Linked DNA regions of Homo sapiens: all the other regions are linked to region 3. A link is a loop called in an ENCODE intact Hi-C map of the cell type or tissue named here. Cell type or tissue: PC-9. All regions are shown on one strand. Links, peaks and the distances in the headings refer to the core of each region. The heading gives the core; the rest is flanking DNA. Region 1 has its middle 24 kb from the start of DLX2-DT. Region 2 overlaps SLC25A12 (solute carrier family 25 member 12). Region 3 overlaps DYNC1I2 (dynein cytoplasmic 1 intermediate chain 2).

Region 1 (10,939 bases), core at 1,836-9,835, 420 kb after region 3:
ACTGAGAAAACACTGATGCAAATCTGGGAGGATTACAACATCTATGACTGCATTAAGAAGAATCTTGCTTGGGCTTGGGGTGATGTCACCAAGGAGTGTATGGATGGCATCTGGAAGAAGAGACTCAAGAGGTTTGTCCATGACTTTAAAGTATTTGCCAAGGATGGGGAGGCTGCAAAATCAGCAAAGCTGTGGTTAAGATGGCAAACAACTTTAACCTGGGCGTGAATGAGGATGACAACATTGAGGAGCTCCTAGAGGTGGTTCCTGAGGAATTGACTAATGAAGAGTTGTTTGAAATGGAATAAGAATGTGTAGCTGAAGAAGAGGCAAGAGAAAAGGAAACTGTAAGAGATATAAAACAAGAACCACCAAGAAAATTCACAGTGAAGGGTTTATCAGAAGCTTTTGCAGACCTCAAAAAGCTCCTTAAAAAGTTTGAAAACAGGCTGGGTGCGGTGGTTCACGCCTATAATCCCAGCACTTTGGGAGGCTGAGGCGGGTGGATCACTTGAGGTCAGGAGTTTGAGACCAGCCTGGCCAACATGGTGAAACCCCATCTCTACTAAAAATACAAAAATTAGTTGGAAGTGGTGGCAGGTGCCTGTAATCTCAGCTACTCAGGAGGCTGAGGCAGGAGAATCCCTTGAGCCCAGGAGGAGGAGGTTGCAGTGAGCCCAGATCACACCACTGCACTCCAGCCTGGGGGACAAGAGTGAGACTCCATCTCAAAAAAAAAAAAAAAAAAAAGTTTGAAAACATAGACCCTAACAGGGAAAGGTTTTCATTAAGAGAGAGGAATGTCCATGGCGCATTACCTGGTTACAAGCAAATCTACAATTAAAAAATAAAAAAAGAAAGAAATCAAGCAAACCACCTTGAACATATTTCTAAAAAGAGTGACACCACCCCATTAAGAGCCTCAGGCAGGTCCTTCAGGAAGCATTTCAGAAGAAGGCATTGTTATCATAGGAAATGACAGATCAGTGCATGTAATTGATCCTGAAGACCTTCCAGTGGGACAAGATGTAGAGGTGGAAGACAGTGATATTAATGATCCTGACCCTCTATAGGGCTAGACTGATATGTGTGTTTTTATCTTAGTTTGTAACAAAAGTTTTAAAAGTAAAAAAAATAGTAAAAAATTTTAAAAATAGAAAAAAGCAGGCCGGGTGCCATGGCTCATGCCTGTAATCCCAGCAATTTGGGTGGCCGAGGTGGGCAGATGACTTGAAGTCAGGAGTTCAAGACCAGCCTTGCCAACATGGTGAAACCCTGTCTCTACTAGAAATACAAGAATTAGCACTGGAAATCGCTTGAACCCAGGAGCGAAAGGCTACAGTGAGCCGAGATCATGCCATTGTACTCCACTCCAGCCTGGGTTGAGAGCGAGACTCCATCTCAAAAAAAAAAAAAAAAAAAACACCTTATAGAATAAGGATATAAAGAAAATATTTTTGTACAGCTATACAATGTATGTTTTAAGATAAGTATTATCACAAAAGAGTCAAAAAGTTAAAGAAAACTTTAAAAGTTTATAAAGTAAAAAAGTAGTAGTAGGGTGGGTGCAGTGGCTCATGCCTGTAATCCCAGCACTTTGGGAGGCCAAGGCGGGTAGATCACTTGAGGCCAGGAGCTCGAGACCAGTCTGGCCAACATGGCAAAACCCTATCTCTACTAAAAATACAAAAATTAGCAGGATATGGTGGCAGGTGCCTGTAGTCTCACCTACTCAGGGGGCTGAGGAATTAGAATTGCTTGAACCTGGGAGGTGGAGGTTGCAGTAAGCTGAGATTGTACCACTGCACTCCAGCCTGGGTGACAGAGTGAGACTCTGTCTCAAAAAAAAAAAAAAAAAAAAAAGAAAGAAAAACGCAACAGTAAGCGAAGGTTAATTTATTATTGAAGAAAAAATTTTAAATATATTTAGTGTAGCCGAAGTGTCTACCATAGTGTACAGTAATGTCCTAGGCCTTCACATTCACTGACTGACACCCTGAGCAACTTTCAAGTCCTGCAAGCTTCATTCATGGTAAGTGGTCTATACAGGTATACCATTTTAAATTTTATATGCCATATTTTTACCATGTCTTTTCTTTTTTTCATTATACTTTAAGTTCTAGGGTACATGGGCACAATGTGCAGGTTTGATACATAGGTATATATGTGCCATGTTGGTTTGCTGCACCCATTAACTCATCACTTATCTTAGGTATTTCTCCTAATGCTATCCCTCCCCCGGCCCCCCTCCCCAGCAGGCCCCGGTGTGTGATGTTCCCCACCTTGTGTCCAAGTGATCTCATTGTTCAATTCCCACCTATGAGTGAGAACATGTGGTGTTTGGTTTTCTGTCCTTGTGATAATTTGCTGAGGATGATGGTTTCCAGCTTCATCCATGTCCTTGCAAAGGACATGAACTCATCTTTTTTATGACTGCATAGTATTCCGTGGTGTATATGTGCCACATTTGCTTAATCCAGTCTATCACTGATGGACATTTGGGTTGGTTCCAAGTCTGCTATTGTGAATAGTGCCACAATAAACATACGTGTTCATATGTCTTTATAGTAGCATGATTTATAATCCTGCGGGTATATACCCAGTAATGGGATTGCTGGGTAATCTAGTTCTAGATCCTTGAGGAATCGCCACACTGTCTTCCACAATGGTTGAACTAATTTACACTCCCACCAACAGTGTAAAAGCATTCCTATTTCTTCACATCCTCTCCAGCATCTGTTGTTTCTTGACTTTTTAATGATTGCCATTCTAACTGGCATGAGATGCTATCTCATTGTGGTTTTGATTTGCATTTCTCTGATGATCAGGGATGATGAGCATTTTTTCATGTGTCTGTTGGCTGCATAGATGTCTACTTTTGAGAATTGTCTGTTCATATCCTTTGCCCACTTTTTGATGGGGTTGTTTTTTTCTTGTAAATTTGTTTAAGTTCTTTGTAGATTCTGGATATTAGCCCTTTGTCAGATGGGTAGATTGCAAAAATTTTCTCCCATTCTGCAGGTTGCCTGTTCACTCTGATGGTAGTTTCTTTTGCTGTGCAGAAGCTCTTTAGTTTAATTAGATCCCGTTTGTCTATTTTTTACTGTATCTTTTCTATGGTTTTGTTGTTGTTGTTGTTGTTTTGTTTTTTTGTTTGTTTTTGAGATGAAGTCTCACTCTTGTCCCCCAGGCTGGAGTGCGCTGGTGCGATCTTGGCTCACTGCAACCTCTGCCTCCTGGGTTCAAGTGATTCTCCTGCCTTAGCCTCCTGAGTAGCTGGGATTACAGGCGCCTGCCACCATGGTCAGCTAATTTTTGTATTTTTAGTAGAGACGGGGTTTCACCATGTTGGCCAGGCTGGTCTCAAACTCCTGACCTCAGGTGATCTGCCTGACTTGGCCTCCCAAAGTGCTGGGATTACAGGCATGAGCCACCGCACCCGGCCTCTATATTTAGATATATTTGGATACGCAAATACATACCATTGTGTTCTCATTGCCTATAGTATTCAGTACAGTAACATGCTATACAGGTTTGTAGCCCAGAAGCAATAGGCCCTATTATATAGCCTAGGTGTGTAGCAGACTATACCACCTAGGTTTGTGTAAGTACACTCTATCATGTTTGCACAATGATGAAATCGCCTAATGATGCCTTTCTCAGAATGTATTCTCTTCATTAAGCAACATATGACTGTACTTAATAAATGTAACTCTTATGTGGTCTTTTTTTGGGCCAGGGGAACTGTAAAAACTTACTGAGACAATGAAGGAAGGCATTGTGAACCAAGAAATTTGGGGAACCTCTGGCCTAATCACTGCTTATCTGTATTCCATATATTCGATATGTTGTATTTTAATTATCGTTCACTTTGAAATGTTTAAAATTTTCCTTGTGATTTATTCTTTGACCTATTGTTATTTAGAAGTATGTTATTGGCCAGGTACGGTGGCTCACACCTGTAATCCCAGCACTTTGGGAGGCCGAGGCAGGTGGATCACCTGAGGTCGGGAGTTCGAGACCAGCCTGGACAACATAATGAAACTCTGTCTCTACTAAAAATATAAAAATTAGCTGCGCGTGGTAGCAGGTGCCTGTAATCCCAGCTACTTGGGAAGCTGAGGCAGGAGAATTGCTTGAACCCAGGAGGCGAAGGTTGCAGTGAGCTGAGATGGCACCATTGCATTCCAGCCTGGGCAATAAGAGTGAAACTCCATCTCAAAAAAAAAAAAAAGAAAAGAAAAGAAAATTTCTATGTCTTTGCTATTTTTTTGGATTGTTCTATCAATTACTGAGAAAAAGATATTAAAATCTTCAATGATGTTTATAGATTTGTTAGTTTTTTCATTTAATTCTATCGGTTTTTCTTTATGTATCTTGGAGTTCTGTTTTTAAGTACATACACGTCTTCCTGATGAATTAAATCTTTAATCACTGTGTAATGTCCCACTGTATCTCTGGCATACTCTGTCTTGAAGACTATATGATCATAAGATAGCCAGTCCAGCTTTTTCATGCTTATTGTTTGCAGGGTATATCTTTTTACATCTTTTTCTTTTGATCTATCTGTCTTTATATTGAAAGGTCAAATTAGTGAGGGTCTAATCAACAGACAAAAATGATACAGCAATTTGAAGTGGGAATGCTTAATATAAAGAATTATTAAATAAAACGCGATTGAAATAATGAGAGATTGGCTAGTAGTAAAGAAAACTCTAAAGAATATAGAAATAGCAGATATAAGGAGCAGCCACTGTCCTTAAGGCTGAGATAGGTTGCCCAGAGAAGAATGCCCTTCCTCTCTACTACTACCTCGCATGCCCTTCTTGCCAAGCTGAGAGCTAGACCTTGTTGAAGAGGGTGGCTCATTGAATGGCAGAGAAGCCAATGTGATGCCACATTAACAGAACTTAATGTGGCCAGGCATGGTAGCTCATGCCTGTAATCCCAACACTTTGGGAAGCCAAGGTGGGTGGATCACCTGAGCAGGAGTTCGAGACCAGCCTGGCCAACATGGTGAAAACCCATCTCTACTAAACATAGAAAAGTCAGCTGGGCATGATGGTGGGCACCTGTAATCCAGCTACTTGGGAGGTTAAGGCAGCAGAATCGTTTGAACCTGGGAGGCAGATGTTGCAGTGAGCCAAGATCACGCCACTGCACTCCATCCCGGGCGACAGAGCGAGACTCTGTTTCTAAAGAATAAATAAATAAATAAATGAACAATAAGAAAAACCCCAGAACTTGCTGGAAATCCACCCTCCAAAACTTGCCAGATACTTACTTTCTTTTCCTTTTTTTTTTTTTTTTTTCAGACGGACTCTCGCTCTGTCGCCCAGGCTGGAGTGCCGTGGCTCGATCTCGGCTCACTCCAAGCTCTGCCTCCCAGGTTCACGCCATTCTCCTGTCTCAGCTTCCTGAGTAGCTGGGACTACAGGCGCCCGCCACCACGGCCGGCTAATTTTTTGTATTTTTAGTAGAGACGGGGTTTCACCATGTTAGCCAGGATGGTCTAATCCGCCCGCCTCGGCCTCCCAAAGTGCTGGGGATTACAGGTGTGAGCCACCGCGCCCGGCCCATCCAGACACTTATTTTCTAGGGTACCAATGAAAGTCGTTAATGCGGAGTGAGTTTTGCTAGAGGTTTTTTCTGCTATGAAACTGCCTGAGAGGGTATGCAGAAGTTGCTGCCTTCTGTTTACTTCTGACTACTGTGAACTTCAGGAGCTGGGCACTATAGAAGCTGAAAGTGCCTCAGGTTATCTGCTGAGAGAGCACTACAAAACCAGGAAAGAAAATCCTTTCTTCCTGCAGTGTTTCTCTAGTGCCCTCTACTGACAAAACTTGGTATTTTGCTAGATGGCAAAGGGAAAATATCTAAAGAACCTAGCTCCATTTTTACAGGACCTGCAATGAAAGGTGAATTTGGGGCTGAGAGGCAATAAATTGGTAACTGGCACAAGTATGTCTCTTGTAGAAAGCATATAGTTGGGTCTTGTTTTTTTCATTTAGTTTGATAACCTCTGCCAAATTTTGTCCATTTAGATTTAATATAAATATCAATAGATTTGGACTTATGTCTATTTGTTTTCTGTTTGTTTCATTGGTTTGTTTTTGTTCCTCTGTTTTTCCTTTGCTGTTTTCTCTAGAGTCAGTTGGGTATTTTCTTAAAATTACATTTTTAAAATTTATTTACTTATTTTTGGAGACATTGTCTCACTCTATCACTCAGGCTGGAGTACCTTGGTGTGATAATAGCTCACTGCATCTTCAAACTCCTGGGCTCAAGGAATCCTCTTGTCTCAGCCTTCTGAGTAGCTAGGACTATAGGTGCATGCCACCATGCCTGGCTGGTTTTTTTTTTTTTTTTTTTTTTTTTTTTTTTTTTTGTAGAGATGGAGGTCTTGCTATGTTGCCCTAGCTGGTATGAACTCCTGGACCCAAGAAATCCTCTCACCTTGGCTTTTCAGTGTGTTAGAATTGCAGCTGTGAGCCACTGTGCCTGGTCCCATTTTATTTTTCGATATTGGCTTTTCTGTTATTCTTTGCACCTTTTTTTTTTTGGAGACGGACTCTCGCTCTGTCGCCCAGGCTGGAGTGCAGTGGCGCAATCTCGGCTTACTGCAAGCTCTGCCTCCTGGATTCACGCCATTCTTCTGCCTCAGCCTCCCGAGTAGCTGGGACTACAGGCACCCGCCACCACTCCTGGCTAATTTTTTTGTATTTTTAGTAGAGACGGGGTTTCACTGTGTTAGCCAGGATGGTCTCGATCTCCTGACCTTGTGATCCACCTGCCTCGGCCTCCCAAAGTGCTGGGATTACAGGCTTGAGCCACTGTGCCCGGCCCTATTCTTTGCATTTTTATTTTGAATAGTTGCTCTAGGGATTATAATATATGTCCTTAACTTTTTATAGTCTACCTGGAATTATGATACCAGTTCATATTACATATAAAAATTTTGCAACCATACAGTTTTATTTACCCCCAATCCTTTATGCCAGGGGTTGGCAAACTCTTACTGGTGAGTCAAATCTTGGCTGTATCTGCTTTTATTTTATTGCAACATAACTACACACATTCACTTATGTATTGTTTATGGCTACTTTCATGCCATGTGATGGTATAGTTGAATAGTTGTAACAGAGACCACATGGTTTACAGAGCCTAAAATATTTCCTGTCTTACTATTTACAGAAAAAGTTTGTTGACTCCTGCTTTATGCTATAGTTGTCACATGTATTATGTATGAGAATGCTGTAGCTACCACAATACTTCGTTACAATTTTGCCTTAAATAGTCATATGTATTTAAATAAAGAGAAAGAAAAGAAAAGATAATCTTTTATATTTGCCTACATATTTATTATTTCTGGTGGTCTTTTTTTTTTTTTTTTTTTTGAGATGGACTCTCATTCTGTCATCCAGGTTGAATGAAGTGTGGTGGTGTGATCATAGCTCACTGCAGCCTTGAACTCCTGGGCACAAGTGATCCTCCAAACTCAGCCTCCCAAGTGGTGGGTACCACAGGCATGCACCACCATGTCCAGCTAATTAAAAAAATTTTTTGTAGGATATGTTGTTGCTTTGTTGCCCAGTCTGGTCTTGAACTCCTAGGCTCAAGCGATCCTCCTGCCCTGGCTTCCCAAAGTGCTGGGATTACAGGTGTTAGCAACCATACCTGGCCATCTGGTAGTCTTTATTTCTCCCTGAAGAGCTGAGTTTCCATCTGGTTTCATTTTCTTCCAGCCTAAGCTTTTTCCTTTAGCATTTATTGTAGCATAGGTCTGCTGTGATGCATTCTTTTAGTTGTCATTTATCTGAAAATGGCTTTATTTTGCTTTCATTCTTAAAATATATTTTTACTCAATATAGAATTTTGGGTTGACAGTTTTTTTTAAAAAAAGATTTAAATATTACACCACTGTCTCTGGCTTCCATTGTTTTAGATGAGAAGTTGTCTATTAAAACTATCATTGTTCTCCTGTAGTAATGAGTCATTTTTCCTTGGTTGCTTTAAAGATTCTTCTCTTTATCTTTGGTTTTCAGCAGTGATATACCTAGATGTGGTTTTTATTTCTCCTGCTTGAATTTGCTGAGCTTCTTGAAACTGTAAATTTATGTTGTTCACTAGATTAGGGAAGTTTTTGGCCATCATTCCTGGACAGTTTTTTTTTTAGCTCTCTTTTCTCTTTTTGGTCATTCTGGGGTTCCAATTATATGTAGGGTAGATTGCTTGATATTGTCCTATAGGTCTCTGAGCCTTTTGTTTTCAATCTTTTTGTCTCCCTGTTTTTCAAACTAGGTAATTTCTAGTTTACTGACTCTTTCTTCTGCCATCTCAGTCTGCCCATTCAGTGGGGTTTTTATTTCGTATGTGTACTTTTTATTTATATTTTCTTTTCTTTTTTCTTTTTTTTGAGATGGAGTTTCACTCTTGTTGCTCAGGCTGGAGTGCAATGGCATGATCTCAGCTCACCACAGCCTCTGCCTCCTGAGTTCAAGCAGTTCTCCTGCCTCAGCCTCCTGAGTAGCTGGGATTATAGGCATGCACCACCATGCCCTGCTAATATTTGTATTTTTAGTAGAGATGGAGTTTCTCCATGTTGGTCAGGCTGATCTTGAACCCCTGACCTCAGGTGACCCACTTGCCTCAGCCTCCCAAAGTGCTGGGATTACAGGTATGAGCCACTGTGCCTGGCCCCCCTTTTTTTTTTTGACGGGATCTCACTCTGTCACCCATGCTGGAAGGCAATGGCGTGATCACAGCTGATTGCAGCCTCGATCTCTGGGGCTCAACTGATCCACCCACCTCAGCCTCCCTAGTAGCTGGAACTACCGGCATGTGCTACCATGCCCAGCTAATTTTTGTAGAGATGAGGTCTCACTATGTTGACCAAGCTGGCTTTGAACGCCTGGCCTCCAGCAATCCTCCTACCTTGGCCTCTCAAAGTGCTGGAATTATAGGCATGAGGCACCATGCTTGGCCTGTAATTTTAAGTTCTAGGATTTCCATGTGATTCCTTCCATTTCTTTGCTTAGCTTTTCTTCCTTTCTTTCTTTCTTTTCTTCTTCTTCTTTTCTTTTTTTTTTTTTTTTTAGAGAGGGTATCTTGCTCTGTCACCCAAGCTGGAATGCAGTGCTATATTCACAGCTCACCGTAGCCTCAGATTCCTCGGCTCAAGCAATTCTCCTGCCTCAGCCTTCCAAGTAGCTGAGACTACAGGCTTATGCCACCATGCCTGGCTAATTAAAATTTTTTTTGTAGATACAGGGTCTCACTATGTTGCCAGGCTGATCTTGAACTCCTGGCCTCAGGTGATCCTCCTTCTTTGGCCTCCTAAAGTGCTGGGATTACACGTGTCAGCCACCACTCCCAACCTTAAATTTTTAATCTGCTTATTACATGCATATTTTCCTTTATATCTTTTAATATTAGTTATAATAATTTCTTTAAAATCCTTGTCTGCTAATTCCAACATCTGGGTCATCTTACTGTTAGTCTTTCTTGATTGCAACTCACTACTGGGTTGTGAAATAAAATTAAAGGGTTGTGGTCAGCATTACAAGAGAAAATGGATGAAAAATAGAAGTGTGAAAAGTGAAGATGTTATTTTATGGAAAATTTATTTATGTATGTATATATAAACATGCATATTCTTTGTCACTGTGTAAAGTGTATTTCTTATTGTGGTTATGGTAAAAAAAATTTGAAAGCCACCAGTAGAAGACAAATGTGGAGTGGAATCTGTTTTAGAAGAAATACTTCAAATTCTTAGAGCTAGAGTTTTCCTAAGGGAAACAAATGTGTTTATGGTCTAGTGGACACTTTCATTTCAAAGGAGTAAAAGCACAGGATAGAAGCACTTGCTTGCCATTTGTCAATGCTTGGCTCTCTGCATAAGAACATCCAGGAATTTTATTAAAATATTTAAGGCTGGGCACGGTGGCACATGCCTGTAATCTCAACACTTTGGGAGGACAAGGCAGGCAGATGGCTTGAGCAGGGGCATTTATGACCAGCCTGGGTAATATGGCAAAAGCCTGTCTCTACAAAAAATACAGAAATTAGCTGGGTGTGGTGGCAGGCGCCTGTAGTCCCAGCTACTCGGGAGGCTGAGAGGTGGGAAGAACCCTTGAGTCCAGGAGGCTGAGGCTGCAGTGAGCTGAGATCACACTCCAGCCTACGTGACAGAGTGAGACTCTCTCAAACAAAACAAAACAAAACAAAACAAAACAAACATTCAAATAGTTCCTCCTGGACCAGGCTCAGAGGTCCCAAGAGCAGAGCAGGAGTAATCTGCATTTAAAAAGTTCCCCTAGGTGGTCCTTATGCAAAGGAAAGTTTGAGAACAGAGGCTTACACTACAGATTAGCATCTGAGAAAGAAGTGATAATAATGGCTACTATTCATTGAGCTTTGACTTGGATAACTGAAGCCAGAGAGGTTAAATAATCTACTTGAGGTCACATAGCTTGGAGGTAATTGGTCTGAGACTCTAACTAGGATTATCTACCTCTAAAGCCCTAATTCTGAACCACTGAATGGAGCTGAGTCTAAGACGCCAAGTCTGCAGTGAGGCAGGGAAATCACTGGCACCAGCAATGGCTTGACTGGGCTCCACTCTGTCAGCTGTGTCACCTCAGGCAGATTTTACAAGTTCTCTGGGCTTTGATTCTCTTCTCTGTAAAATGAGGGTCTAATGACTCTACTGGCTCGGGCTTGTGAGGAGTTTGGGCTGTTGCACATGTTGGGTGAGTGCTATTGGTCCTTGCATTCTGCACTTTTATCACACTCTGCCCTTTTCTCAAACTAGAGCAGTAATGAAAGGAGTGTTGGGGGACACCATAGGCCCTGTTACAGCCAGACTTGCGGGGAGGACCTTAAGGGCTAGGAGGAGTGGAGGCCAACCTTGAGAATACAGGCCAGGCTCCTGGGGTTG
Region 2 (10,939 bases), core at 1,293-9,292, 94 kb after region 3:
CGGTGCTGGCCTCCTTGCTGGCAGTTTCATAAAAGCCTGATGACAACAGGAGAGGCTGCATGTGTATCCCACTGCCTCTCATACAAGTGTCCTGATTCTTTTCTTTTTGTTTGATTTTCTGCTCCACAGACTACCCTGCTGGACAAGATTGCTTTTCAACTTGGAGGGAAGAAGTCTGGTTTCCACATTCTTTCATATTTTATTGAGTACATTATAACCTAAACCTACCCACCTTATACAGACCAAAAATTCCCAAGTCCCGGAGCACATTCAGGGCGCTGACTCTGGGTCCCGTGGTGATCTCTCCAGCTACTTGCAGACGAATCTTCACTATCTCCAATGGGTTGGTAAAAATGACCTGAGAGCCTCCAGCCTGTAGGCAAGGGAGAAGAGACAGGCAGATTCCACATCAGAGCCCGACTGGCAGCGTAAAAAAGGAAAATCCAGCAAAGCCTCCACATCTTGCTATCTTGAAAAGAAGGAGGTGAAACTTCCTTCCTCAGGGGGGAATGACAGTTTGACACTTAGGCCAACCCTGGAGAGGTTCAGAGGGATGGTCCCAAACTCTGTCTCAGATCAATCTACCTCTGGGTTTGTTTCTAGCTGAAATGTCAAGATTGTTTCTCAGACCAGTCTTTCCAGGATCACCCCAGCCATATTCAAAATAACAAAATAAACCCATTTGGAAAAAAAAGCGGAGCCAGATGTGGCAGCAAGGTACTCAATGAAAGAAAAAGAGATAGTAAAAGACTGTCATATTTTACAAGCCAGAGCTAAAATTCAGAGCTACAATTATTTTTTTCCTCTTTGTGGTAAGCGTTCTTGGCAGCAGACCCACTTGCTTCTGCTTCCTTGGATTGTAGAGCAATTAAAACTACTTTGGTGCCTTAAGTCAGAAGGGGAAAAGTCTCCTCCAGTTCCAATTCTAAAATGTATTATCCTAAGCAAAACTCTGATACAGGTACATGGCTACACCCACACAAAAGGGAAGAATTTAGAAAGATAAATTTCAGTATCATTTCAAGACAAAACCAGAAAAACTCTTCAAGGCAAAGCTGAGAAATGGAACATCTAGTTACCATGAGTACAACACCCTCAAGATCAAAGCCACATTCTATATTCCTGTGGTGAGTGACAGAGATTTGAATTTGGATAATGAGAGTATATTTGCATCTGAAATCTGTTAACTAGTAGAGAAAAAAAAAAAACGTTTAACAAAACTTCTACCAACTTCTTTTTTTTGGTTTCTGTAAGAAAGAAAAAAATGTGTGTGACTATGGATATATAAAAATAAATAAAATATATATCTCCTTTCATGAAATGAAAAATCCCATTTGTACATCTTCAACTGTAGCTGTTTATATTATGTAATCATAACCATACTCATATAATATTCATAATGATATTCATATCATTATAATCATTGTATATAATCACATGTGAAATATGAAATCTGGGGCACTGTAATTCCACAGGTATAGAACACCTAAAAATTCACATGCAGCTTTCAATGGCACTTCAGTGCTCAACCTTTGCCCACATTCCTGCTCACTTATCTAAAACCCAAAGCCCTCCCAGACCCGCTTCCAAGGGGCAGGAACATGGCTCAGCCCATTTTCCTAATTGCCTTGGGACTATAAATCCCCCAACTACCCCTATTCCAATCCTGACTCCTTAACTCCTTTCAATATTCAAAATTGCCAGCACTGATACTAAATTCCTTCCCTCTTCATGGACAGCTTATTGTCCTGGATTCCCCAGGGCCTTAATCCCCTCTTTGTCCTTCGAGCAGGGAGGTGCAGCAATTTGCTATCTCTCTCTCATGGTTTCCTCTAACTCCTCAACTCGACACAATCCAGACCACTGGCACACAGGTCCCCCAACGATGTACTGACCCAATTTTACATGTTGATTTGCCTGCCTTTCTCTCTCTTTGAATCTGTTGTACTGCAGGCAGAAGGAAGCACTTTAATGTTTCAATCTAAGCAAACAATACTTTCAAAAGGATTGCTGCATGAAAAATTATGTTAAAATGATAATCCAAGTAATTGCTCCTGTAGCTAGTATTAAAGACCAAATCAATTGAAAAAGTTTACTACTTCCCTGAAATCTCTTGTTTAAATAATGGTTGCAAAGACTATCTTAAATAATGGTTGCATATCTGCTTTATGTTTTAACTAAAGCAGATTTAAAAATGAATAGAACCACAAATTTTTATTCTAATTCCCCCAAATTTGCCACTACCAGACAGTGTCAGTCCCTGGGTGCCAAGTGTTAAATGTGGACATTATGTTTAAATAAATACTAAGGTCTTTCATGTTTGTAATCATTAGTAAATTATAACATCCTGCTGGGCAGGAGTACTCCAATCCGTGTCCCCCACCCCCACCCCACAGCTGCCTCCTCCTCTTCCTTCTCTCTTTTAGAAATAATTGATTGAGATTTATACTCCTTTAACAATGCTTCAAATTTTTTGAAGTATACAAGTAATAGGCTTTCTACTGAAACTTTACAAAAATGGTACAATAAAAAGAAATAACTGACTACATTTTGTTTGTGTTTGTTTGTTTGAGACAGGGCCTCACTCTGTCACCCAGGCTGGAGTGCAGTGGCAGGAACAGCTCACTGCAACCTCAACCTCCCCAGGTTCAGGTGATCCTCCCACCTCAGCTTCCCGAGTAGCTGGGACTACAAGCGTGCACCACCACGCCCAGCTAATTTTTGTATTTTTTGTAGAGATGGGGGTCTTACCATGTTGCCCAGGCTGATCTCGAACTGCTAGGCTCAAGCGATCCACTCGCCTTGGCCTTCCAAAATGCTAAGATTACAGGCGTGAGCCACTGCACCCAGCTGGGACTACATTTTAAAAATACATACACCTTAATTGTTGTATGCTTTGAAGATTAGTTACCTAGCACACATACCAAATCCCAACAACGCACAGGACATAACCACAAAACTCAATTGATGTGCATTTATAAACACATATAATCTAGCAAGTAAGAGTGCAAATAATCAATGACACTATAGCAAGGCACACATCTGTAAGTTTGTTTCATGCCTATGTTTGAAGGAGGAAAACTTCTGACAATTAATGATTTGTATATGTTTTAAAAATTAACATACAAGCCAAGTGCAATGACACATGCCTGTAGTCCCAGCTGCTCACAAGACTGAGGCAGGAGGATTACTTGAGCCCAGGAGTTCAAGGCCAGCCTGGGCAATGGAGCAAGACCCCTATCTCTTAAAATTTTTTTTTTTTTAGTAATTAGTATACATTTTTAAAACCTCATGATAGGCCTAGGAACATAAGGCAAATACTTTCCAGAAACGCTGAATAATTTTAGCAAAGATAAAGACTGCAAAAACCGCAGTTACTTTTGTACCAACGTAATAATTTGTCTAAAACTCTGGATGTTTATAATGCTTAAAGGGAAACACACATGGCAAATATGCACTGTTCTTTTTCGGATTCTGAGGTTGACCACTCTCTCTATCCTACATATTAAACTGGGGATAGGGAAGGGGGAGTAAAATCTGAGATTAGTTCAATTATACTGGTAATAAATCAAGCAACTCAGAATGAGGGACTATGATGTTATCAAACTCTTGAACTGGGTGTTTCCTCTCTGCGAAACAAATACAGAGAAATACCATATTTCTTCTAAGACTCTATTGATTATAAATGATATCATTAATAACAGCTTTCCAAAGGGGAAAAGCACTGCTTGCAGTAAATATAATCTTTAATATAGAGAATTTCATAAATACAGTAACTTTTCAATAAAAAATAGTACCTGTATTTCTACAAATATGCTAATGTTTGCTATTTTTAATAGCAGCAAAATTGAACAGGAAGAAATTCAAATTCCCAATAAAACAGCTAAGTAGATACAATTCTATGCTATTAATTGGGCAATATGATTTGATAATAAAATCACGCCAAATGACAAAAACAGAACATAAAATATTAGGCACACATTTGATCATAAATATGTCAAAATTTACCTAAGTTTCTCAAAACCCAAGTGGCTTAAAGATTAAAACATTGATTGCCTCCTGGAAAGAGAAACTGAATAGCTGGGAGAAATAATTTTCATAGCATACTCTATTGTACCTTTTAAATTTCAAAACATATGAATGTATTAACTACGCAACAACAACAAGAAACAGACCTGGTCTTAGAAACAATGGCTTCTTTATAGACTAAGTCTTCTCTCGCATATTCTTCTTCATGGTAAATTTGGTAATTTGGCAAATATATTTTTTAAACTGGTTGGCGTTAGTTACTGTGGACCCAAGGTTTTTTAAAAAGCTTATTATATATGAACATCAAAAAACCTAATCAAATATAGCTAGTGACCTGAAATAATCGACACTAAGATATATAAAATTTTAAATTAAATCACAATGATACACAGCTATATAAATGTAAATGGACATTGCTAAATTTGGCATCTTGCTGCTTCTGTTACTAATGCTTACATTAGATAACATACCACTCTATATCATACCTTTGCTGAATTTTTTTCACTCATGAAATCACCAAAATTAGCTTCTAATTCTCTAATTGCTTAAATTTCCCGCCTATTTTTTAAAAGAGATACAAACATTAATACTAAAACAGACTTAGATGCTTTCTATTTTTCAGTATTCTGTTGTCATTTCTTTGTTCTAGAACTGAGTTTAAAAGATACATAAAAGAGAACAAATCTCATTTTGAATGAGGGTTACCCATATATAACAGAAATGGAAAGAATAAAAAACTTCCATTTAATCTTATATCATATGAATTTTTTAATGAGAAAATCAACTAAAGCTGACAGCAAAAGTTAGCGGGGAAAAGGATGTAATTTTGAGATGTCACCATGCCTCCACAGTGCCAAAGGCCGAGGGGCTGTATACAGGATTAGGCCTATTCAACCTTCTGCCCTCTCAATCCTACCCCTGGGGCAAGGTTCACAAAGAGGTTGGAGGCTGGGCCCTGCTTGTGCCAAGTCCTTTGTTTATTTCCTTCTTTGATCTGTTGTCTCCTATAGATTGAAATGATTTCCCTCCAACCACAAAATATCCAATCTAAGCAACTCATTATAAAGTCTTCCCTTATCGAGACTGATGAAAATCTAACTTCAATTTATTTAAGGTCACATCAACTCCAGATGAACACAGTATGTGCGTATAAAATAACCAGATAAACAGTAAAAGTCACAGAACTAGCTGTCACTAGGACTGACTCAAGAGGAACAGGAACAGACAGTGACTCAGCCTTGCACACCACCAACCGTTCATATTTTTGTAAAGCAATAGGAAATGCTATGGTTCTTTCTAAAATAGGATAGTGATAGTTTAAAAGAAATAAATGCAATGTGCTCATTGCTGAGTGATGATATATGCGAGGGTGTTACAAATTAACACTACATATACTCCTAACTAGGGTAAGGGAAGTGCTATGATCCGAATATTGGTGTTTCCCCACAATGCATATGTTGGAACTAATATCCAACATTATAGTATTAAGAAGTAGGGCCTTTTGGGAGGTGATTAAGTCATGATGGTTCTGCCCTAGTGAATGGGATTAGTGCCCTTATAAATGAGGTTGAAGGGAGCTGCCTTGTCTCTCCTACCATGCAAGCACACAGCAGCAAGGTACATGCAAGCACACAGCAGCAAGGTACATGCAAGCACACAGCAGCAAGGTGCCATCTTGGAAGCAGAGAGCAAGCCCTCCCTCACCAGACACTGAATCTGCTGGTACCTTGATCTTGAACTTCCAGCCTCCAGAATTGTGAGCAATAAATTTCTGTTGTTTATAAATTACTCCATCGAAGGTATTTTTTAATAGCAGCCAAAATGAACTAAGACAGCAAGAATGAAAATCCCTGTGTACCTATCATAAGCCACTTTTGACATAAATATATAAGGATTTTCAACTTGTATGCATATCTATATGTGTTCACATAAGTATGTAGGCATAAAGTTGGACTACACTAATTCCTGGGGATGAGAGGTGGAAGAGCTGTTTCCAAACTACTCTTTAGAGATATACAAGCTTGGCTTGCTGAGGAAGACATAGAATTCTTCATCATAAGGAGCTGGCTAGTTACAGATCTTGGCCCCCAGGATTAGTAAATGCTCCGCCTAACATGTGGGCTTTTTGCTTTACCGATATGAAGGGAGGGTGTGTGTATGTGGTGTGTGTAGACACATGCTTAAGCTGAGAAAAAGCATGGGAGAGTTGAAAGATTCTAGGTTTGGAAGACTACTGACCTAGATCGTCATAGATTTTGCATTCGGCATAACCATTCCATTCCCACAACCATGCTCTCTGCCTCACCGAGGTCTTGTGCACTACTAACTCATTTGAGAGCACTATGCAGACTGAAAGCAAGACACAAAGGGAAAGAACGTGTTCTCCAGAAAGTGTGTTCGCATAGGGTTGTGAAAATTCACCTGCAACATTAGCACTTTGCTGAGTAATAAGTTTTGAGTTTCATGACTTCCATCCACTCAGGAGTATATACTCTCTGAAAGAGGTAATGCAGTCAGCTAGGTAAGTTTATCACTAATCTCTGATTCGAGTTTAACAATTAAAAAAGAACAGGTACTTACCAAAGAGACCATTAGAAAGTACCTAAAGGTTAGTCCATTTAGATTTTTTAATATTCTGCTTTGTTAATTTGAAAAGATATTTAAATTTATTCTCCCTTAAGTTTCTGGATCTATCCAAAAAACTACATAATTACTTTTTCTTTAAAAACTACTATAAACATCATTAATAAAAGTAATAAACAAGTCACAAACTGGCAAAAAAATATCCACAACACATCTGTTTGACAAAGGGCTGTATCCATGATGTATAAACAACTTTTACAATTAGTAAAAAATATGAAACCTAATAAAATGTACGCAAAAGACTTGAACAGATACTTCACACACACACACACACACACACACATATACGAATAGCCAATAAACACATGAAAAGATAATCAACATCTTTAGGAATCAGAAGAATGCAAATTTAAACCACAATAAGATACTATTTCACATACCTACAATGATTACTATCAAAAACACTACAGATATCAAACATTAGTGAAGATGTGGAACAACTGGAATACTTGTACACTGCTTAGGAGACTATAAAATGATCCATCCACTTCTAAGAACTAACTGGCAGTTTATTTTAAATTGAATATACATCGACTCTATTCTATTCTTAGATACCCAAGAAAAATGAAAATATTGGTTGACAAAAAGATTTGTACAAGAATGTTTACAGCAACCTTATTTGTAACAGACAAAAACCCAAACATCCATCAAGAGAAAAATGGATAAACAAATTGTGGTAAATTCGTACGATGAAATACTACTCAGCAAAATTTAAAACAAACACAAACCTGATACCCACACAAGGATGACTCTCTGAAAACATGTTAAACAAAAGAAGCCAGCCATGAAAGAATGCATCTCGTGCACTCCATTTACATGAAATCCAAGAACAACAAAACTTCAGACAGAAATCAGAAGTGTGGTTGCATGGGGTAAGGGAGAAGGGACTGAATGGAAAGACGCATGAACGACTTTTCTGGGGTGAAATGTTCATTATCTTAGGTGGTGATTACATGGGTGTATACAACTGTCAAAACTCATTGAGCTGAATATCTAAAATCTGTTCCTTTTAAAAATGTTAATTATACCTAAAAAACCAAATATGTAAATATGTCATATTCATACACTTATTAAAGGAAGGAAGGAAAGAGGCAAGAAAGTCACTATAAAGTTGAATAGTGTCATCTAGATTTATTTTGACACAATCAATGATTTGATTCCCCCAAAAGGACATCATAGAATAAAAGGACTTGGTCTAAAAAAATCAGAATACTTGGGTTCACATGAAACCTCCAGCATATATTAGCTGTGTAAATTGGGGTAAGAGAGTTAGCCTTTTTGGACTTCTGTTTCTCATCTACCTATTTTATAGAGGGTGACAATAATGCATAATAATGTACTTTGAAAATTCTAGGTTGACATTAAGGTACTATTTTTGCCCACAATAGATATCATAATCAAACATTCAATTATATTTGTGTCTTCGAATAAACATACATTTGTACATATAAATATTATATATAAACACATATATACAGGTGGTCCCCAACTTAACAATGATACAACTTATGGTTTTTTGACTTTACAATGGTGCAAAAGCAATATGCATTCAGTAGAAACAATACTTCAAGTACTCATACAGCCTGTTTTTCACTTTCAGTACAGTATTCAATAAATTACATGAGATATCCAATACTGTATTATAAAACAGGCTTTGTGTTTTATGATTTTGCCCAATTATAGGCTAACATAAGTGTTCTGAGCATGTTTTAGGTAGGATAGGCTAAGCTATGACATTCAGAAGGTTAGGTGTATTAAGTGCACTGTTGACCTAAAAATTTCCAACTCATGATAGGTTTATTACAATGTAACCTCATTGGAAGTCGAGGAATATCTGGATCTGTGTGTGTGTGTGTGTGTGTGTGTGTGTGTGTGTGTGTGTGTACAGAAAGACAGAAATTTTCTAATAGAAAAATAAACATATGGTCTGATAAGAATGGTTTACCTATGAGAATAACAGGAAAAATTATTTAAAACCTACTGTTACATATTTAATACTCATACAACACTCAACATTCATAAGAGATATTTACTGAGCAACTGTATACACACACATACAATCTTACCCCATCTCCACCTAAAAAAGGGTCAAGCAATTTTAAAAAATTATTATTATTTGTAGAGATGGGGGGTCCCACTATGTTGCACAAGCTGGCCTTGAACTCCTAGGCTCAAGCCATCTTCCCACCTCAGCCTTCCAAAGTGTGGAGGTTACAGTCATGAGCCACCACACCTAGCCAAGGTCAGGCAATTTAACCTAGAGTTCAATTTATAGATACTACAAACAAATAAACAAAAAACATGTTGGGATAGCACATCCAAGTTATCATAAATTCTGAATGAGTAAGTTTGTTTGAGAAGATTTTGATATAGATACAAAACACAAGTTTGGTTAATGTTCACAATGAGATTTAAAAATCTGAAAATGGGCCAGGCACTGTGGCTCACACCTGTAATCCCAGCACTTTGGGAGGCTGAAGTGGGTGGATCACGAGGTCAGAAGATCGAGACCATCCTGGCTAACACGGTGAAACCCCGTCTCTACTAAAAATACAAAAAATTAGCCAGGCCTGGTGGCGGGTGCCTGTAGTCCCAACTACTCGGGAGGCTGAGGCAGGAGAATGGCGTGAACCCGGGAAGCGGAGCTTGCAGTGAGCCAAGATCACGCTACTGCACTCCAGCCTGGGCGACAGTGCGAGACTCTGTCTCGAAAAAATAAAAATAAAAATAAAAATCTGAAAATGCACAATCTGTTTATACTACTATTCCCAAAGGTTATATACTACTTCTAAAATAAGACATTCCACTGTGACTCCCTCTTTCCTGTAGTAAGTGAGAGTTGCTTGCATTTCCAATCAGGAAGTCAGAGTCAACAAAACTTCCATCTGGTTTTAAAAAGTGTGTGTGTGTGTGTGTGTACACATGTGCACACATATGTCTATGCATAAGAGCATGTACACATGTATATGAAAACATTAGAAGGAAATACACCAAAACATTAGCAATCAAAACTAAAACAAAACTGACATTTAGTAATATCTCTCTCTGTTCAAGGCAAAAAAAAAAAACCTAAAAAACTTAGGCTTAAAAATCGGAAAAGACCTAGATGTAAAAGCTAAAACTATAAAACTCTGAAAAGAAAAAAGGAGGCATACATATAAAGTCAATTTCTATATACCAGAAAAAAAAGGCATACATCTTTCATGATCTTGGATTAATGACTTCTTAGATATAACACCAAAAGCACAAACAACAAAAGAAAAAATAGATTAAACGAACTTCATTAAAGCCCAATTCTTCAAAAGACATCATCAAGAAAATAAAAAATATCTGAAAAGGGACTCATATCTAGAATATACAAAGAACTCTGTAACCAAAAAACAATCCAATTTAAAAATAGGCAAAAATTCTGAATAGACATTTTTTCAAAGAAGATATACAAGTGGTCAATATGCACACAAAAAGATGCTCAACATTGTCAGTCATTAGGCCACAATAAGGTATCACTTTTCACTCAGTAAGATGGCTATAGTAAAAAGACAATAAGAAGTGTTATCAAAGATGTGGAAAGTAGCTGTGCATGATGGCACATGCCTGTAGTCCCAGCTACTCAGGAGGATGGGGCAGGAAGATCACTTGAGGCCAGGAGTTCGAGGCTGTAGCATGTGATGTTCACACCTGTGAACAGTCACTGCACTCTCAGCTTGGGCAACATAGTGAGACGCTACCATTATTTAAAAAAATACACACACACACACACACACACGCGCGCACACACATACTAGCAAAGATGTAGAGAAATCAGAAGCTTCACACTACTAGTAGGGATGCAAAAGGATGTAGCCACTTTGAAAAACAGTCTGGCAGTCCTGAAAATGCTAATTACAGTTGTCATATGACACACCAATTCCACTCATACGTATATACCCAAGAGAAATGAAAACATGTCCATGCAAAACCTTATATACCAATATTCATAGCAGCATTATTCATAAGTCAAAAGGTAGAAACAACTCAAATGTTTATCAACTAATGAATGAACAAACTGTAGTATATCCATATATTCAGCAATAAAAATGAATTAAGTACTGATACATGCTACAACACAGATGAACCTTGAAAACACGCTAAGTGAAAAAAGTTAGGCACAATGTCATGCTTACAAAAGGCCACATATCATGATTCCTTATTTATTTATTTATTTATTTTGAGACAGAGTCTCTCTCTGTTGCCCAGGCTGGAGTGCAGTGGGCACAATCTCTGCTCA
Region 3 (10,939 bases), core at 1,603-9,602:
GTAATCCCAGCACTTTGGGAGGCCGAGGCAGGCAGATCATAAGGTCAGGAGTTCGAGACCAGCCTGGCCAAAATGGTGAAACCCCGTCTCTACTAAAAATACAAAAATTAGCTGGGCATGGTGGCAGGCACCTGTAATCCCAGCTACTCTGGAGGGTGAGGCAGGAGAATCGCTTGAACTCGGGAGGCAGAGGTTGCAGTGAGCCGAGATCGCGCCATTGCACTCCAGCCTGGGCAACAGGGTGAGACTCCGTCTCAAAAAAAAAGAAAAGGAAAAGATTAGCTAATATTTTATTGAGGGTTTTTTGTATATGTACTAATGAATGAAATTTGCCTTTGATTTTCTTATACTATCCATGTTCATTGGTCATCATGGTTATGGTTTTAAAATAAATTGGTCAGTTTTTGCTTTTGCTATTTTGTAGAATAATTTATAAAAGATGCCTGTTTCTTAAAAGCTCATTAGATTTCCATTTTAAAACTGCCTTGATTATGACTTTTTTCTACAGAGAGTAGAGAGCAGGGGTTATTCATCATTTGGAGTGTGTGTGTGTGTGTGTGTGTGTGTGTGTGTGTGTGTGTGTGGCGGCGGGCGGGGGTGCAGTTTAGAGACAGGGTCTCAGTCTGTGGCCGAGACTGGAGTGCAGTGGTGTGATCTCAGCTCACTGTAGCTTCAGTCTCCTGGGCTCAAGTCCTCCTGCCTCAGCCTCCTAAGTAGCTGGGACTACAGGCAGGTATCACTATGCCTGGCTAGTTTAAAAAATTTTTTTTTGTATAGATGGGGTCTCGCTATGTTACCCAGGCTGGTTTCAAGCTCCTGGCCTCAAGTGATCCTCCCGCCTTGGCCTCCCTAACTGCTCAAGTTTTTTTAATGGTTATAGTCTCTTCAGATTTTCTATTTCTTCTTATGTCTGTTTTTTTCTCCCCAAAACAATAAACATTTATTATCTCTTATAGTTTCTGCTGGTCAAGAATTTGGTAGCAGCTTAGCTAGGTGGTTCTGGCTCAACTTCTCTCATTGGGTCAAAGTCAAGATTTCAGTTAGAGCTTTAGTGATCTGAAGTCTTGACTGAGGCTCGAGGACTTGCTTTCATGGTGGTTCGTTCACATGGCTGGCAAGTTGGTGTTGGTTGCTAGTGGGACAGCTGAGTTCCCATCCTCGTGGGCCACTCCACGGATCTACTTGAGTATCCTGGTAGCATGTTAGCTGGGTTCTCCCAGAGTGAGCAATCGAAGAGAAAAAGAGAGTCAGAAGAAAACTGTCCTTTTTATGACTTAGATTTGGAAGTCACAAAGCATCACCTCTGCCACATTCTGTCCATTGGAAGAGAAACACTAAGTCCAGCCCACATTCACAGAGAATTTACCCATAAATCAAAGTCACAAATTTTTGAGGGATTTTCTGAGAGATTTCAACATTTAAAAAAATCGTAGCCTTATAAGTGATGAAAGGCATTTTAATAGAGTTTTAAGCAGGATAGTGTCTTAGATGGGTCACTAAACCAAACTACTGTAGAGACTAAAGACTGGCTTGTTTAATCGTAACTATAACCAGCTTTCAATTACCCTAGTTTTTTTGTTTTTTGTTTTTTGTTTTTTTGAGACAGAGTCTTGCTGTGTCGCCCAGGCTGGAGTACAGTGGCGTGATCTTGGCTCACTGCAAGCTTCACCCCCTGGGTTCCCGCCATTCTCCTGCCTCAGCATCCAAAGTAGCTGGGACTACAGGCGCCCGCCACCACGCCCGGCTAATTTTTTGTATTTTTAGTGGAGATGGGGTTTCACCGTGTTAGCCAGGATGGTCTCAATCTCCTGACCTCGTGATCCACCCTACTCAGCCTCCCAAAGTGCTGGGATTACAGGTGTGAGCCACTGTGCCTGGCCAATTATCCTAGTTTTATAGCCTGTCTTAGGTGACTCTGATTTTTGAGAGTTGACTCTGAGAAAAGTTGGTTAAAATAAAAAATATGTCTTGATAAACCATTTGTAGCCAATAACAAACTGATTTTATCTTAATGGATTTGAACTCAAAAACAAGCTTTTTGCTGGGGTAAATATTGTAGTATTAGTATTGTATTTTTATATTCATCTTGAATGGGCATGTTTAGACTATAAACTTTAAAAGAGATCATTCCCCTGCTATTTTTCTTTTTTTTGGAGACGGAGTCTTGCTCTCTCTCCCGGGCTGGAGTGCAGTGGCACGATCTCCACCTCCCAGGTTCAAGCAATTCCCCTGCCTCAGCCACCTGAGTAGCTGGGATTACAGACATCTGCCAACAAGCCCAGCTAATTTTTGTATTTTTGGTAGAGACGGGGTTTCACCATGTTGGCCGGGCTAGTCTCGAACTCCTGACCTCAAGTGATCCACCCACCTGGTCCTCCCAAAGTGCTGGGATTATAGGTGTGAGCCACTGTGCCCAGCCCCTTGCTGTTTTTCTTTATGCCAACTTTTTTTTTGTTTGTTTATGAGTGTAGATACAAGAGAGAAAGGGAGAAGGAAGAAAGATACCATTAAACTTCATACTGTTAGTTTAATGTTATTACTAAATTAAGCCATGGAGAGATAATTTAGTTAAGTAGCTACTTTTTAAAATAAAAATGTCCCTAGTGAACATGATTGGCTATAGAAAGGTTTTGAAGAACATTTTATATATGATTTAAACTTTGTTGAGTATTTGGATTAGTTATAAGACAGTGGGGAAGGTAGCATATTTTATCTCCAGTCATTTTATAAATAGATTATTAATAAAAAATTTTTTACAGAGTATACTATCTGGCATAATTTTCAACAAAGGTTTTTCTGAGTGGGGCGGAATAGTATCTTCCTCTTGATTAAATATTAGCTTATCTGTTGTGAACTATTTGACTTCAGAGTTTTTAGCTGTCAGTAATTAAGAGTGGAGACTCAATTCTGGTCAAGATAGAACATTGTAGGGAGCAGTAAATAAATATGCTTTGAAAAACAAGCCAAATGTCATTGCTTTAATTTATTTAGCTTATGATATCTATTTGAAATTTTCAATAATGTGTAGGCATGTGAGATTGTGTTTATCAAAGCAGCATGAGCTGATTAACAGTTGAATTACCAGTTTCTCCAAATAGCTATGAACAAAGGGTTGGCTGTTCCTTCCCAGAAAAGGTTAACACTGTATTTAGATTTAAGAATTTAAGTTTCCAAGTTAGATCTACATCTTTTCCTTTCTTTGAGGTTCTTATTTCTAAATGATGTTTCCCTTTCTTGTTGGCAGATTTACCATTATAATGGAACCTGTGAAGGGTTAAAGGCTTTCTGAAGATCTCATTACCGTTAGAAAATTAGGCTAAGTGCATTTCATAATCCTTAAAACATATGCCTACAAGTCCAGTATTTATTTGTAATTTGGCCTGAAAAATACAGGATACGGATGAAGGCCATGGCTTTCAAACCTTTTTTGACAGTAAACCACAGTAAAAAATCTATTTTGTATCATGACTTAGGATGGATACTTGTTTTTCTTTTCAATATAGAATGTACTCCTTATTAAATATTTTTAAAGCATAGAAGTATAAAAACACTGGGTTTATTTTAAAAAATCAATCTATTGTTTTCCTAAAGTGGATTTTTTTTTCCTACTAAAAACAATTGGTTTAAAGAAAAAAGAGATACAGCTAATCAAACCTCTCATAACTTTTCTTTGCTGGTAGTTTTTTTTTTTTTAAACAGTCTCACTCTGTTGTTCAGGTTGGAGTACAGTGGCACAAACTGCAGCTTCTACCTCCAGGCTCAAGCAGTACTTTCACCTCAGCCTCCCAAGTAGCTTGGACTACAGGTTCACACTACCATAGCCATCTAATTTTTTTGTTTTTGTAGAAATGGGGACTCACCCATCTCTACAGGCTGAGTGTGCAGGCTGGTATCAAACTCCTGGCTTTAAGCGATCCTCCTGCCTTGACCTTCCAAGATGCTGGGATTACAGGCATGAGTCACTGTCCCTGCCTACTGGTAGATTCTTAATTATTTGGCAACTTGATGACTTTTTGTTAGAGATTCTTGAGAGCAAGGAGAATATATTACTTACATTTTTACCTCTGGTGCCATCACAGGCTAGACACCTAAATTTTTGTTCCATTATTACTAGGTCATGTCTTACCGCCTGGTAAGGGCGAATTAAAGCCATTCTGCTTTAGGACAACAACTAAATCGTATTGTTTAATTTAATTATTTTTTGAGACAGGGCCTCACTCTGTTACCCAGGCTGGAATACAGTGGTGCAACCATGGCTCACTGCAGCCTTGACCTCCTGGGCTCAAACAATCCTCCCGCCTCAGCCTCCTGAGTAGCTGGGACTACAGCCATGCGCCACCATGCCCAGCTGATTTTTTGTAGAGACAGAGTCTTGTTATGCTGGCCAGGCTTGTCTCAAATTTCTAGGATCAAGGAATCCTTTTGCCTCAGTCCCCCAAAGTGCTGAGATTATAGGCATGACACATCACACCCGAGCTAAAATGTTATTTTCACTTATTAATTTCTTTTTTTTAATGTAATGCTCTAAATCACATTGACAAGGAGAATAAAGGAAATGAAACTCTTACGAGAGATTAGTAGAGGATATTTAAACCTCATTATGAAGAGAAAGAGCAAGGGGAAGGAAGAAATTAATATTTCAGAGAGTTAAGGTTTAAAGTAACATCTTTCAGAAGGTCAAAAAAAAGTAAGGTATGAAAAATAGGTAGTTATTTAAATTTTAATATTCCGGGCTAAGAACACTTGTGTCCAGAAGGGGGCATTATTGTAACGTGGACTGTGTTTGAGTACTGAGTATCATTGATGACCTTAGAAGAGACTTCACAACTTTGGGTTCCACGCATCCCAAAAGCTCACTCCTTCCATTTCACAGTCTTCTACCAACACTCCCATTCCCTACATTCACCTTCCTTAGCTTTCTACCTTTTCCAGGTCTTTCTTCCTGATAAAAACCCCTTCTTGCCAGAGGCTTTCTTCTACTTGAAAAATAATTCAGCTATGTGCCATCCTTTGCCCTTGAGACTTCTGTGTAGTTCTGAGTGGTTGACCCAGACTTAATGCTAATTCTAAATCTAGGTGCATTCCCAGGTCCTTTGTGGTCTAAAAATATTCTAGTTGTTTCTTCACAGGCCAGAAGCCAGCAGTGTTAATTTTATATCCTTGGAAGGACAAGGTCTAAGCTGGTAGGAAAGGCTTTCTTGATTGCCTTTTTGTCCTGGATAGTTAAAGAAGTACAGTCTTTCTCACATTACCTACATGATCAGTGACTGCCATGGTTTAGCTTTTTTTTTTTTTCTTTTTTTTTTTCTTCTGTGACAGTTGTCAAAGAAGAGAATAGGTATCTGTGCTCTAAACTTCTAAGAAGCTGAAATTCATTAACATATTCACCTATGTTTATATTAATTCCTTTACTTTATACCATTTAAAACCTGTTTTAGGCTGTTTATGTGCAGAACTGTGGAGTAAAGGTAATCTGATTGAATCACTGTTCTTACTAAGCAGATCATATCTCAGATACTTGGCAAAAATTAATTAGTAATGGTTTATGTTATTTTCAAGGCTGATTAGACTTACAAACTGTCTTTAAAAATGAATTCCAGAAGTGAGTCTTTTCTTACATTTGAGAACCTGTGAGTTGATTAGTGTTTCTGTTTTGTTTTGGCCTCCTGAATGCATGCATTCATTTGTTCTCAGGGGTTTATTGAAGTCTGGGAATATAGTGGTATTTGCCTTCTTGCATAATTCTAGTATTCTTTGATTTTTCTAGATTAATTGGATTAAAATGTAGCAGTTACCAAATAACACTATCATTCCCCTTTTTAAAAATTAATATTCCTCCTTTTGTAATGATAGTAATTTTTTTCTAGGATTGTCCCTTCTGTGGTATACATTATTTATTATTGCAAAATGTAGCTGTGGCTCAGATAATAGCTAAGAGTCCTTTATAGAGTCTTTTCCATCATTTGGCTTGAACCTATATTTGGGAGAAAGAAGATAGTTCTGGGATGGAGATATTTATATAATTACAAATGTGAAGTCACTGTGATTTATTTTGGCTTTGGCTAAGAAACTGTGATAATATGGTAGCATCACCCTTTTATTTTTTATTTCTGAAACTTTTATTTCAGAACTGGCTGTTAATGTATCTGTTTATCTGTGTAATTAGTATTTAGCCTGTTTCTGTAAAGAATTTTGATTAACATTTTTTAAAAATGTAGTCTTTAACCAAGTAAAATACTGTTGAACTTGTTCAGTGGAGTCATTGATACTTGAAATCATCAGAAAGGGGGAAAAGCATGTTAAACTGAAAAAGAATTCTGTAGTTCATCACAAATAGATTGATGGGAATTTTACTAATTTTCCTCCAACCTCTGATATGTACACTTGGAAAAATTGTTTTTCTGAGTATGAAATTAGGTATGTAATTTAAAGCATACAAAATTTCTTCTTTAAAAATCTTGAAAACATTGTGGTGCCTCACTATAATTTAATAAACATTTATTTGTGTTTACAGCACAGTAGGCAAACAACTGTTAAGTATTACTCTAGTCCTATATCAGTTGGGACTTAGACTAGGGGAAGCCTCACAGTGAAAGATGGACAAAAAATGAAGAAATGTAACCTAAGATAAATTAAGGGACATTAATATTCTTCTACTTTAGATGAAAATCATTTTTAGGTACTTTGAATTATACATACAGCACCTAGCACAGTGCCACCTACATGTAAACTATAGGAAGCTATCTGGTCTTATAGTTGTTTCTGACACATTTAATCACAATATTAGAAACATTGATGAAGTTTTTATAGTCCTTTGAAATTTAAGCAGTTAGCCACTGTATCTTAGGAAAGAAATATTCTAGTTGTGATTTTTTTTTCTTATAATCTTATTGGTGTCAATTAGAATTTACCATTGAAAAAATAAGGATGATCAGTTTTATACTTATGTTTAAGATGTGAGCCATCATAATATATTATACATTTTGATAGATTACCAAGCCCACTGTTTTTACTGCAGCGTGTATAAACATTTAGACATAATTTTAAGGTTCAATGAATGTGACTATCCTAAAAAACACAGACTTTTAATTAAATACTTATTTCTTTAGTTCCTATATAACTAGGAACTTGCCTTCTTTTCAGTAGACTGTTAAAAGAAGGGCTTTCAGCTCAACATAAACTGTATTAGTCACTTAATATCATACACTGAAAAATTATTTTGAAAAGATACTTGGGATTGGGGACATTTATGATAAAATTTAACCAGAAGATGGCAGTGATGATCCTCCTATACTCCCTGCAACGGTAATCAAAAAGTTTTACAAATGTCATAGCATGAAATGTGCACGTTCAGCTGTTGTTATATAATGTTAAAAGTTGAGGATCTAGGGGAAAGCACTTGCTGTTTATTTTATATACTATGAAAAATGTGTATTTTTCTATAAGAAGGGATTAAGAATATTTTGGGTGTCTGTATCTTTGTCTGTACACTTCAGTTTTTTCTGAATACTGGGGTAAGGAAGTTCCCATAAGTCTTGCCTTGTTTATTTGCATGCATCACTTTATGTTATGCATAATGTCTAGAAGGCATGCTGTTTTATTGCCTGTTTGCATTTTTCACCCAAATTGCTGGAAACTAATGAACATTTTAAAGGAGCCATTCCTTTAGCTGCAGTCATTTCTCTAAATTGATATCTTTTTTTGGGGGGGAGGCAGTGAAATCATTTTAAACATTACTTTTTGAAAGAAAAAATTATTAGACAAAAGTTAATATTTTAAAATAAATCTTGAGAAACTAGAGATTAAATAACTTAATGAAACATATTTCAGAGTTGAATTTTGGCAGCAATTGTAAATAATATTTATAATCTGGTGATATTAAAAGTGAAAAGTTACAAGGGGGAGAAGGAATGCTCTCCTTTGAAAATTAGTGGCCACATTTGGTGATGGATGAGATGAAGATGCATCCTTCCATAATCTTGCCTTTTTAAAAAAATTATAAAGCTCAAATGCATTTTGCCAGAAAAATTGCATGAATCTTCAGCATGCATTGTTAACTTTTTGTCTTTTCCCCTTTCTTTCTGCTGTTCATTTTCATTCATATATTTTTGATTTTTGGTTTGCCATTGTTTTTTTCTTTTTTGTTAATTACTTCATTAAATTATTTTTGAAACGTCATAAGCTGAGCAACCTCTCCGTGTAGTAACAGCGGATACCTGTCTATTTCACTATTTAGTCCCTCCTCCTATGTCTCCATCCTCCAAATCTGTGAGCACTCCAAGTGAAGCTGGAAGCCAAGACTCTGGAGATGGCGCCGTGGGATCTAGGTACAGTAATTTTCCTTTTAATGTTTTAATGATAGAATGCATTCAGTGCCCAAATACTGTTGATACTTTAAAGGGACTCTAAATAGTTGTGTCGAGTTAGTCCTAACATTTTAAAATCTAAAATGGCATAGAAATTCTCTGTTGGACACTGGGAGAAAAAAAAGGTTTCTTTGTTTTTTTTTAATAATATTTTAACTGTCACATTTAATTAACTTAGTACTAAATAGTCAACCGGTTTTATGCTAATTATTTTATATTAAAAATAGAGATATTAATGCTTTTAGATTTTTCTGTTTAAACTTTTTGTTGGTTATTACGTGAATGTTTTGGGTGTAAATAGTGTAAAACCTCTCTCTTGTGCTTGATTCCCCATTCAGTAATTGAAAATGTAAACAATTCTGTTAAACAGTTCAATTCTGTTCTATTAAGTCATTAGTTCTGCTAATTAAGATAGAGAATAATAATGCATAAAATGTCAAGAGTAAGGAATAACTGCTAAGGACAACATTGAGAATGTTTACTGTCAAGCATTCCTGAACTTGCATCTTCCTTGTAAAATTACATTTCGTGTTTGTTTTAGGATCCTGCATACATGTTGGGACTTGCTTTTCAAAAGTTCAGTAAGATTTCAGCTTTCTTTCAAAGATCATATTGGGAAAAGTATTACTACTTATTCCTCTTTGTCTCTCTCACACACACACACACACACACACACAAAATAGTGAGTATTAAATGTACTTTTTGACTTCTGAAATGAAATTAAACATAGGTAGTCAAAATCCACAGCTGATTAAGAATGCTTATTTTGGGCCAGGAAGTTGCATGTCCTCACCAAGAAAATCTCTTAACACACCTTTTAATAAGACATAAGCTGTTAGAAGTTTTAAGCTTTTTATGCCTGAGTCCCTCTAGTTGAAGTTACAAACCAGTAATAAATATCTAAAAGACAGGGCAAGAAAAAAAAAGCAAGGTGGCTGGATGATCTGTAAACTCAATACTTCAATCAGCTCTTGAATAATCAGGTTATCATTAACAATTAAAAGGCACATAAAGCTTGCCAGCTTGAATTTGAGAAGTGCTTTCCAAATAGAACCAAAATCACAAATCTAAGCTATACTATCTTTGGAGGAAAATGACATAACTCTTTCATTTAAGGAAAATCAAAATTTTCTTTTTAGAAATAATGTTATTACCTTATAAAATAGTATGCATTACAGAATAAAGACAATTTGTCTAGTGTAAATTCATTTTTATAGGGTTAAAATTTTTTTTCATATTTTGTGCTTCTATATTTTTATACAAATATGTCATTATTCCTTTATTTTTTATTTTTTTTGCAGACAGGGTCTCTGTCACCCAGACTGGAGGGCAGTGGCGCAATCTTGGCTCACTGCAACCTCTGCCTCCTGGGCTCAAACGATCCTCCCACATCAGCCTCCCGAGTAGCTGGGACTGCAGGCACGCACCATCATGCCTGGCTAATTTTTGTATTTTTTATAGAGACAGGGTTTTGCCATATTGCCCAGGCTGGACTCGAATTCCCAGACTCAAGTGATCCACCCACCTTGGCCTCCGAACGTGCTGGGATTATAGGCATGAGCCACTGCACCCAGCCACTATTCCTTTAGACAATTAATAATCAACTGGCATTTTTAAGTGAAAGCGTTTTTTTTTCCCTTCTACAACATTACCATAGTAAAAATGTTTCCCAAGATTAAAAATTACTATATTTATTAAATGTCTTTATTTGATATTATACATTATTTTTATGTAGATACTATACTGTGTACATTATGACTCATCGTTCCTGATTTTGAATAGTAGATTATTTTAATTCAGTGTCAGCAAGTTTGCTTTCAAAAGTACTTTGACACTTAAGTTTTTTAAATTAATGTGAATTAAAACATGTCCCCATGAGTTTTATGGACAACCCAGAGATTATTAGAGACCTTTTAGAATATTGTAAATTAATACAGGGAGTAATAATGGTAAGAAAAATATTTATTCATGTATAGAACAAATATTAAGTTACCAACTTTATTAAAATACTATGGTTTACCACAGAAGATAAAACATTCATGGTCCTTGCTTTCATAGAATTTACATTGTAGTGATTACATCATTAATTTAAAGATACTGTTGACTTTATTGGAAAGCCCTAAGGGTAGTGTGCTATGTTTAGTGTGAAGCATAGTTTTTTTAATGATAAATTGTAAAACACAAAAACAAATAGTTAATATTTTTTAAAGTATTTGTTCTTGTTAGATAATGAATACAAAATTGGTTTCTTGTGAGTTTAACGGAGAGAAAAATCCTCTTTTTGAGTGAGGTGACCTTACATCTTTCTTTTTTTCTTTGAGATGGCATTTCCTTCTTGTTGCCCAGGCTGGAGTGCAGTGGCACGATCTTGGCTCACTGCAACCTCCACCTCCCACGTTCAAGCGATTCTCCTGCCTCAGCCTCCCAAGTAACTGGGATTACAAGCATGCACAACCGCGCCCAGCTAATTTTGTATTTTTAGTAAAGACAGGGTTTCACCATGTTGGCCAGGCTGGTCTCGAACTCCTGACCTCAGGTGATCCACCCACCTCAGCCTCCCAAAGTGCTGGGGT

What was found. Peaks named below come from ENCODE experiments on the same cell type or tissue, not always from the same donor. Only the 100,000 strongest peaks of a DNase experiment are listed, where the experiment ranks them.
Region 1: a loop joins it to region 3, with 8 times the contacts of the local background. A loop is called at or near these places in 22 of 110 quality-filtered maps.
Region 2: a loop joins it to region 3, with 2.3 times the contacts of the local background. A loop is called at or near these places in 4 of 110 quality-filtered maps.

What each region holds. Positions count from the first base shown.
Region 1 is chr2:172,121,613-172,132,551 of GRCh38, forward strand. No RefSeq gene overlaps it. Among named protein-coding and RNA genes, the nearest start is that of DLX2-DT, 24 kb to the left of the region's middle. RefSeq lists a silencer at 5,185-5,361 and enhancers at 10,009-10,703, 10,704-10,939. In PC-9, for the core only: CTCF peaks have their summits at 5,824 (motif pointing left) and 6,041; DNase peaks (open chromatin) are centred at 5,809 and 7,049.
Region 2 is chr2:171,793,395-171,804,333 of GRCh38, forward strand. It overlaps SLC25A12 (solute carrier family 25 member 12), which reads right to left. Exons shown (of 18, transcript NM_003705.5): 14 at 233-373. Among named protein-coding and RNA genes, the nearest start is that of SLC25A12, 95 kb to the right of the region's middle. RefSeq lists an enhancer at 4,765-5,295. In PC-9, for the core only: no CTCF peak of the experiment used is centred there; a DNase peak (open chromatin) is centred at 5,237; H3K27ac peaks cover 803 bases.
Region 3 is chr2:171,699,051-171,709,989 of GRCh38, forward strand. It overlaps DYNC1I2 (dynein cytoplasmic 1 intermediate chain 2), which reads left to right. Exons shown (of 18, transcript NM_001378.3): 4 at 7,497-7,514; 5 at 8,237-8,327. Among named protein-coding and RNA genes, the nearest start is that of DYNC1I2, 17 kb to the left of the region's middle. In PC-9, for the core only: CTCF peaks have their summits at 4,754 (motif pointing right), 4,953, 7,297 (motif pointing right) and 7,500; a DNase peak (open chromatin) is centred at 4,781; H3K27ac peaks cover 1,164 bases.